Linked DNA regions of Homo sapiens: regions 1 and 3 are each linked to region 2. Evidence: chromatin loops called from intact Hi-C (ENCODE). Cell type or tissue: A673. All regions are shown on one strand.

What was found. A loop is a pair of places that touch in the nucleus more often than their neighbours do. Peaks named below come from ENCODE experiments on the same cell type or tissue, not always from the same donor. Only the 100,000 strongest peaks of a DNase experiment are listed, where the experiment ranks them.
Region 1: a loop joins it to region 2, with 3 times the contacts of the local background. A loop is called at or near these places in 5 of 110 quality-filtered maps.
Region 3: a loop joins it to region 2, with 11 times the contacts of the local background. A loop is called at or near these places in 70 of 110 quality-filtered maps.

What each region holds. Positions count from the first base shown.
Region 1 is chr2:119,524,509-119,527,008 of GRCh38, reverse strand. No RefSeq gene overlaps it. Among named protein-coding and RNA genes, the nearest start is that of SCTR, 1.3 kb to the right of the region's middle. In A673, no CTCF peak of the experiment used is centred here; DNase peaks (open chromatin) are centred at 878 and 1,218; H3K4me3 peaks cover 653 bases; H3K27ac peaks cover 2,299 bases.
Region 2 is chr2:119,406,844-119,409,343 of GRCh38, reverse strand. No RefSeq gene overlaps it. Among named protein-coding and RNA genes, the nearest start is that of TMEM37, 24 kb to the left of the region's middle. In A673, a CTCF peak has its summit at 1,465 (motif pointing left); DNase peaks (open chromatin) are centred at 983 and 1,443; H3K27ac peaks cover 755 bases.
Region 3 is chr2:119,659,181-119,661,680 of GRCh38, reverse strand. It overlaps a transcript of CFAP221 not described here. Among named protein-coding and RNA genes, the nearest start is that of TMEM177, 19 kb to the left of the region's middle. In A673, a CTCF peak has its summit at 1,443 (motif pointing right); a DNase peak (open chromatin) is centred at 1,460.

The DNA of each region.
Region 1 (2,500 bases), 120 kb before region 2:
CAGCCATCTCAAAATATGTCAAATAATAGAGTGAAATATTTTGTTTCCTTCACGACACAGGCTTGGGCTCAGTCCTGAATTCAAATCCTGGCTCCTCCCCTTATTAGCTGTGCTGATGGAGGCAAGCACTTATCTTTCCTAAGCCTCAAGTTCCCATCTCTTTTATGGTCTTGGAGGACTGGATATGATAACACACCCGAGCTTCCTAACAGACTCCCCAGCACACGACAGGTGGTAAATATATGGTTAGTTTTCCTACCTCTTCCCTTCTACCCCTATTGTGAAATTGTCTTAGGCAGGTTTTAAGGACCTTTCAGGGAGCACTTCAATCCCTTTTCTCAACTCTCTGAGAGGCAGAGCTTCCCATTTAAGCAAGAATGGCTTGCTACAGGCCAGAAATGTATTGAATTGCCCAGAACTAATGTTGTTTTGTTTTTTCATCAGATATCACGAAGCTCTGGTATAAAGCACGGATTGCATTTTTGTGTTGTTTTCTTTTTATTTATTTCAACGCCAAACAGCCATACGCAGCGTTGTTACAGAAAACATTCAAACAACACAGAAATCTGTATAGTAAAAATTGCAAGTCCTTACCTCAGGCACTTTGCGATGGATATTTAGGGTGCTGCGGTTCAAGCAGCCTAGGAAATAACATTTTTCTTTCTAGCCTGAAACTTGAACCAATTGAGAAATAAGATCAAGACAGATGCGGCCAAATATCACTTTATAAAGTCAGTATTGCAGAATGTGGTTTATACTTGTAGGCAAGTGGGTTTCCTAACTAAACCCCAGAATTAGAGAGACAACAGTTCATACTGGACCAGTTCCAGTAGAGCCTCGACCACTAATCACAGCCTGGCCCAGGGAAATCCAGTTACAGGCTCTCTGTAGGGGGGCACACTGTCAAAGGAAGGAGAGAGGAGGGGACCGAACTCATGCCAGTTCCTTATTCCAAATGCATCAATCATGTAAGCTGGCCTCACCTGTGTATACGTGCCTGCATGCATGCTTGCGTGTGGGTGCACATGAGAGAGAGGTGGGGGATAGACAGACAGAGAGAGGGAAGGGGTAGAAACAAGTCAGGAGCATTATAGTAATGACTGCTGCCCATGAGAAAGAAAGAAATAAGGGTGATTCCCTTTCCCCATATATCATCTCGTTTCCTGCCACTGTCATAGTGCTTCCGCAAACATCCTTGCACATTTCATTAGGCCCTTGGGTGAGTATTTATGTAGAAAGAGTTTCTAGCAGGGGGTTGGTGATTATGTATACTTTAGGTTTGATGTGTACTGAGCATTGGTTTTGGACCTAGGAGCTGAATGGATTTTCCTCCCTTTTATTTCTGCTGGGATTTACCAGCCTCAATTTACTAATAGTCTCTTCCGGTAGGGAAGGCTGCTAAGGACAACACATTGTTACCTTAACAGCTGCATGGCCTTCTGCGTAAGGGCCAGTTACAGAGAGTCGGGTCAGCCATGTAAGGGTAGATTCAGGCTTTCCTGTCTGAGCCTCTGAGTTGCAGTACCCAGACATGTAATGAATCCTCCTCCACCTCCAATGCCCTCCTCTGTCAAATGGACATCGTATCACCTAGGGGTGTGAGGGAGAATTAAATGAGCTGATGTACTTAAAGTGCCTGGGAGAAAGATCAAGAAAGGAGGAGAGAGAAGAAGGAAGGGAGTGGGCACCAGTGCAGACTAAGGAAAATTGAGTTTGCAAGACCCATCTAGTGCTGGGCCCAGTGGCTCATGCCTGTAATCCCAGCACTTTGGGAGGCCGAGGTGAGAGGATCTCTTGAGCCCAAGAGTTCAAGACCAGCCTGGGCAACATGGTGAGACTCTCTTTTTTATGTAACAGTAAAAAAGGGCCATCGCCCTGTACTAAGAGGCCAAAAGAGACGCCTTGTACTAAGAGGACGTCTTGTACTAAGAGACGCCTTGTACTAAGAGGCCAAAAGCAAACCTCCAGGATACACAGCACCGATGGAGAGGGCTACTGGGACTACCTGCCTGAGGCTTAAATAGCCTCCCAGGGGGTTCATCCTCAGGACGGTCCCCAGATGCCTGAGTGTACCACAGATCCTCCTTGGTCATCATCAAAGGAGGAGTTCATGGGAGTGAAACTTCATGGAATTAGCGCTAATGACTTCAATAATGAAAAAATCGGAAATAAAGTGCAAGGTAGCTATCGGGGGGAATAGATGCAATGGGCCTCGACTGTGTGACAACTTTCAGTCCGAGAGTGGGTATTATCAGACGTGTTGTTAGGGATGAGAAAGCCGAGGCTTACAAAGGTGACCTAAGTTGCCCACCGGCCCCCAGCGAGCTTGCGCTTTCTGTCCGTGGACTCCAGAGACAGTGCTCTTTCCGGACCCGGGGTTGGGCGGGATTGCCGCGTAGAAGGCTAAGCCAGCGTGCCCTCTCCTGGCCTCCTCCAGCTTGGGCCCAGCCTGCGGGAGCCGACTCCGGGTCCCCGCGCCCTCCCTCTGCCTCCTCCCCTG
Region 2 (2,500 bases):
TGCATGCTGTATCGAAACATCCAATGTAACCCATAGATATACACAACAACTATGTACCCACAAAAATTAAAATAAAACAAAAACACATAATATACTGATTGATGTTCTGTGACCTCAAGTTAATTGGAAAAGTTGGGTCATGTGTCCTTAAGAAGGCAGGGAGCCCACAGGCATTTAACATGCTTTCTATCCATTGTGATGGGCTGTTCCTGCCTGAAGGGGTCAGCTGCAAATATTTGGGACAGATTTATGTGCAACCAGTTACGTAGGTTATTCCAATGTGTGTCTGTGTTAGGGATTACAATATTATTATAATATTTGTTGAGCACTTGTGTACTAGATACTGTGCTAGGCACGCTAGAATGTATTGTTTCATTTATTCCTCACATCAACTTTTTTTTTTTTTTTTTTTTGAGACGGAGTCTCCAGGCTGTCGCCAGGCTGGAGTGCAGTGGCGCGATCTCGGCTCACTGCAACCTCTGCCTCCCGTGTTCAAGCGATTCTCCTGCCTCAGCCTCCCGAGTAGCTGGGACTACAGGCGCCCGCCACCACGCCCAGCTAATTTTTGTATTTTTAGTAGAGACGGGGTTTCACCATGTTGGCCAGGATGGTCTCGATCTCTTGACCTCCTGATCCGCCCGCCTTGGCCTCCCAAAGTGTTGGGATTACAGGCGTGAGCCACCGCACCCGGCCCGCATCAAACTTTTTAGGCAGGAACTACTATATCTCCATTTTAGGGAGAGGCAACAGAAGCACAAGGAAGTCAGGCAGCTGACCCAAGCTCGTTTGCATCTGGGGTTTCAAATCCAGGGCTTTCTGCACCATCAGCACTCTCAGCACAACACTTGCACTCTGGACTCACCACTTGCAACCTGGGTGCTCCCTGAAGGCCTGGGTTTGATTGAAGAGTCTCAGAAATCTCCCAACGGCATTTCCTGGAGACATTTCAGAATGCCCAGCTGCCTAGATGGTGAGAAGAGCACCAGGAAATGCCTCCCTCTGGGGAAAATCTAAGTGGGGACTGGAGCAGACTGTGTGGATTCAGGGCTCTCACGCCCCTGGCAGGCTCGCTGAGCTGGGCGGTGCTGTTAATTCAATGCAGATTGAGTGTCCTTTATCCAAAATGCTTGGGACCAGAAGTGTTTCAGATTTTGGATTTTTTTTTTTTTTTCAGATTTCGGAATATCTGTATATACAGAATGAGATCTCTTGAAGACGGGGCCCAAGTCTAAACATGAAATTCATTTTTTTCATATACATCTTTTACATGTAGTCTGAAGGTAATTTTATACACTGTTTTAAATGGTTTTGTACATAAGACAAAGTTAGTGTACACTGAACTACTGGGGTCACCACCAACACAAATGTCTCAGCCGAGAATAAACTTGGCTTCCCAAGTCCTGTCTGTGGGTAGAGGGCCCACAAATCCCAACACATTCCAACATCTCCCTCTGCTGGCCTCTGCCTGACATTACAGACAAATAATTGATTTATTCCCCACCCAAGTCTGGCACCCCACTGCCACAAACATATACACATCTTGCAGACATAAGAGATTTTAGTGCCTCTGTGTCTCTTTCCCTCTTCTTTTGGTAGCACTGCCCTGTTCTCTGGGGGGAGACTGGCCCTCTCCCCTTGCCCACGTTACCCGTTCCCAATGGAGCCACAGTCTCAGAATCCTGTCATTCCTGGCTGTGGCAAGGGGCACATGGCCTGGGGGTGGTGACAGTAATGGATGGGTCTGAGGGGTGAGTGCCTAGTCAACCTAAATGGGACAGTTCTGGGGCATTATATATACACTTGGAAGTCCCTTCTTCCTCTAGGGTCTCCGTCGGTGGGGCAGTCAGCAGCCACTGCCCTCCTCTCTGCCTAAGAAAGTCCCTCCCCAGCAGGACAGAACAAGGCCACTGCACAGAGACACCCTAGGGAGGGAAGGCTGGAGGCACACTCAGATCCACACCCTGGATCTACATTCCTAGATCCAGGCCCAGTGGGCCAACCAGTTTGCTGTGGGACTTGAAACTGAAGTGGAGAAAAAAAGCCACACACGTTGAAGCTGGGGGCTCCCTAGAGATTTGACCACCATTGCAACTGAGCATGTGGACTTGGCTGTGCACACTGGTCACTGTACCTGGGAATATACTGAGTCAGTCTGCACAGTATTCATTAGCATTCATTTTATTTGTTTTTCAGCCATTTCTTGTGTACATCTTTTTGTTTATTTCCACCCCCAACCCCCATCCCAACTGCCAAGCTCTCTCACTGTCTCCTGAGCAGGGACAGGTGCTTTCATTTTGTCCAGTGGTGCAGGTCCTGGTCCTGCGATTTTAAATTAGAAAGACATCAGGCCAAGCCTCAGTTTACCCAGTGATGGGGGAGCCCTATGGCAGGAGCACACCTGGTCCCTCCCCATCTCCCACACAGCCTCTGGCTGCAGTGACACTGGAACCCAGGGAGGCAGGATGTTCCCAAATGTCCCTTAGTGGAGTAACAAATGGCA
Region 3 (2,500 bases), 250 kb before region 2:
CTACCTGCCTCAGCCTCCCAAAGTGCAGGGACTACAGGTGTGAGCCACCATACCCAGCCTCAAAAAACATTTATTGAGAGCCTGCATTGTGCCAAACATCTTGCTGCATGCTGGGGATACAGAAATGAGTAAGACATGGCTGCTGCTGGGTGGGGCAAACTTGCCAGCTGATTTCTTTAGAGCAAAGGACATTTGCTAATTTGTATTTTTTTCTATATTACATGTTTTAAAGAATAAGCAATTAAGTAAAATACAAATATCATCACATAATATCTTTACTCTTAGAGACTCCAAAGCTGAAAGTTTAAATAAAAAGTTAAAAAATGTAAATCTGTAATATTTTCATTGATTACCATGTAGTAGAGAGAAGAGTGGACTGGGTACCAGGATCATGGCTCACTGCAGCCTTGACTACCTGGGCTCAGGTGAGCCTCCCACCCCAGCCCCCCAGGTAGCTGGGACTACAGGTACACACCACCACGCCTGGCTAGGCAACGAAACCTTTGCAGGAAACCAAGATCCTGCCCAAACCTGGCTCTTCTGCTAATTGGGTAAGTCCATGAAGCTTTCTGGGCCTGAGTTTCTGCATAAAATCACACTAATAACAGCTACTTTATGTCTTAGAATGTTTTGAGGATCATTGAGAAAATACTTCACAAACCGGAAGTTCTAGAAAGGAAAGCAATAATAATCACTTCTAAAATGAAGCTGCTTGGCCAGGCATGGTGGCTCATGCCTGTAATCCCAGCACTTTGAGAGGCTGAGGCGGGTGGATCACTTGAAGTCAGGAGTTTGAGACAAGCCTGGCCAATATGGTGAAACCCCATCTGTACTAAAAATAGAAAAATTAGCCGGGCGTGGTGGCGGGTCCCTGTAATCCCAGCTACTTGAGAGGCTGAGGCAGGAGAATCGCTGGAACCTGGGAGGCAGAGGTTGCAGTGAGCCGAGATTGTGCCACTGCACTCCAGCCTAGGTGACAGAGCAAGACTCTGCCTCAAAAGAAAAAAAAATGAAGTGACTGCAGTGAAGTATCCCGATTCTTCGGTTACAGGTATCTTTGGCCTTAGAAGGAGAATGGCATGATAACCCGAGTTAATGCAAGACAGGGGAACTGGCAGGTCTTCAGAAACAGCTGTTGAACCCAGGGATACTCATTCCCTTGGCCAGCCCCTGATTATGGCCATGGTCTCTAAGGAACCCGGATGATTGATCCCATAGGGAGTCCCCAAACATCACGTGGTCAACGATTTCACCGAAGGAACTTTTTCTGATGGACTCATTATGGAAGAAAATACATATAAGCCTTCTTTGCCTTTTCCACCTAAAAGTGGTCTGAAACAAGGAAGAAAAGCACAGATGATGATCTGATAAATATTATTTGGAAGTCGATTTGGTGGAAACGGGTTACAACTTGGGAGTCAGGAGAGGCCTTTCTTGTGGCAACCACCAGGTGGCACCAGATCCCCAACACAGTCAATACAATCTTTCCAAGGGGCCACGACCTTTTCAACCTGGGGAGAGCAGGGAAATAAGAGAAATTGGCTCTTGTTTATAGGTGGGGAAACTGAAATGGACATAAGTACATGCACTGACATGGGAACAGGCTCAAAGTCTGGAGCCAGAAAGTTCACACCAACAATGCAATGTGGGGCACCCAGCAAGAAAGGGAGATTGGGTAGGTGGAAGTAGCCAGGGATTCAGTAGCTGCTGGTTGGATGTTGGTGAACGAAGTGATGTGCACAGCATGGTATTAAGCGTGGATGCTGAGGGAAGCAATTCCCTGAACAAACATTGCCTGGGCCCTTCCTCTCCACAGAAGCAGGGACTAGGTAGGCCTTGCCTCAGAGGTCAGTACAGGGGCCAAGGGGCAGAGGCCTGGGGAAACCTTAGGTGAGAAGGACACTAAGCAAGAAGGTGGTGAGGTCATAGGGAATAGCATGTGCAGAGGCCCAGGGGTGCGGACGAGTGGGTTATGCTTCGGAAACTGCTAGTAGGTCAGGCCAGTGACTGGTTAATGTGGAGGAGGAATGCAGAGGAGCACATGGGAGCCCTTGGGGGCCTTAAAAATTACCCACAAGAAGGATAAACCAGAAACTAAAGAGATGGTTGCCCACAGTGGGAAGGGTGGGTACCCATGGGGCAGCAAGATGGCGGAATGGAGATGGATTGGGAATGAGAAGGAATGATACTTCTCTGAGTATCTTTGTATTTAGAGCCATCGTAATGTTCCACGTACCCTGAAATAAATAATTAAACCCAACTAGCGTGTAGGGGAACCCAAGATGAAATACAAACAGTAACACATGAACCTAACTCATATGAAAACACAACCACACTGATGGGAGTAGGAGACAAAGAAAGCAACAGAACCAGCCCAGGCAATTCGGGAACCAGTATTTTAACTGGACTCTATAAAGCCAAAGTAAAAAGGACACCAATACTGTAATGTAGTTAGTAAATGTGTTTCTCGCAAGGAGATGTGTTAGCAAATGGGATGTTA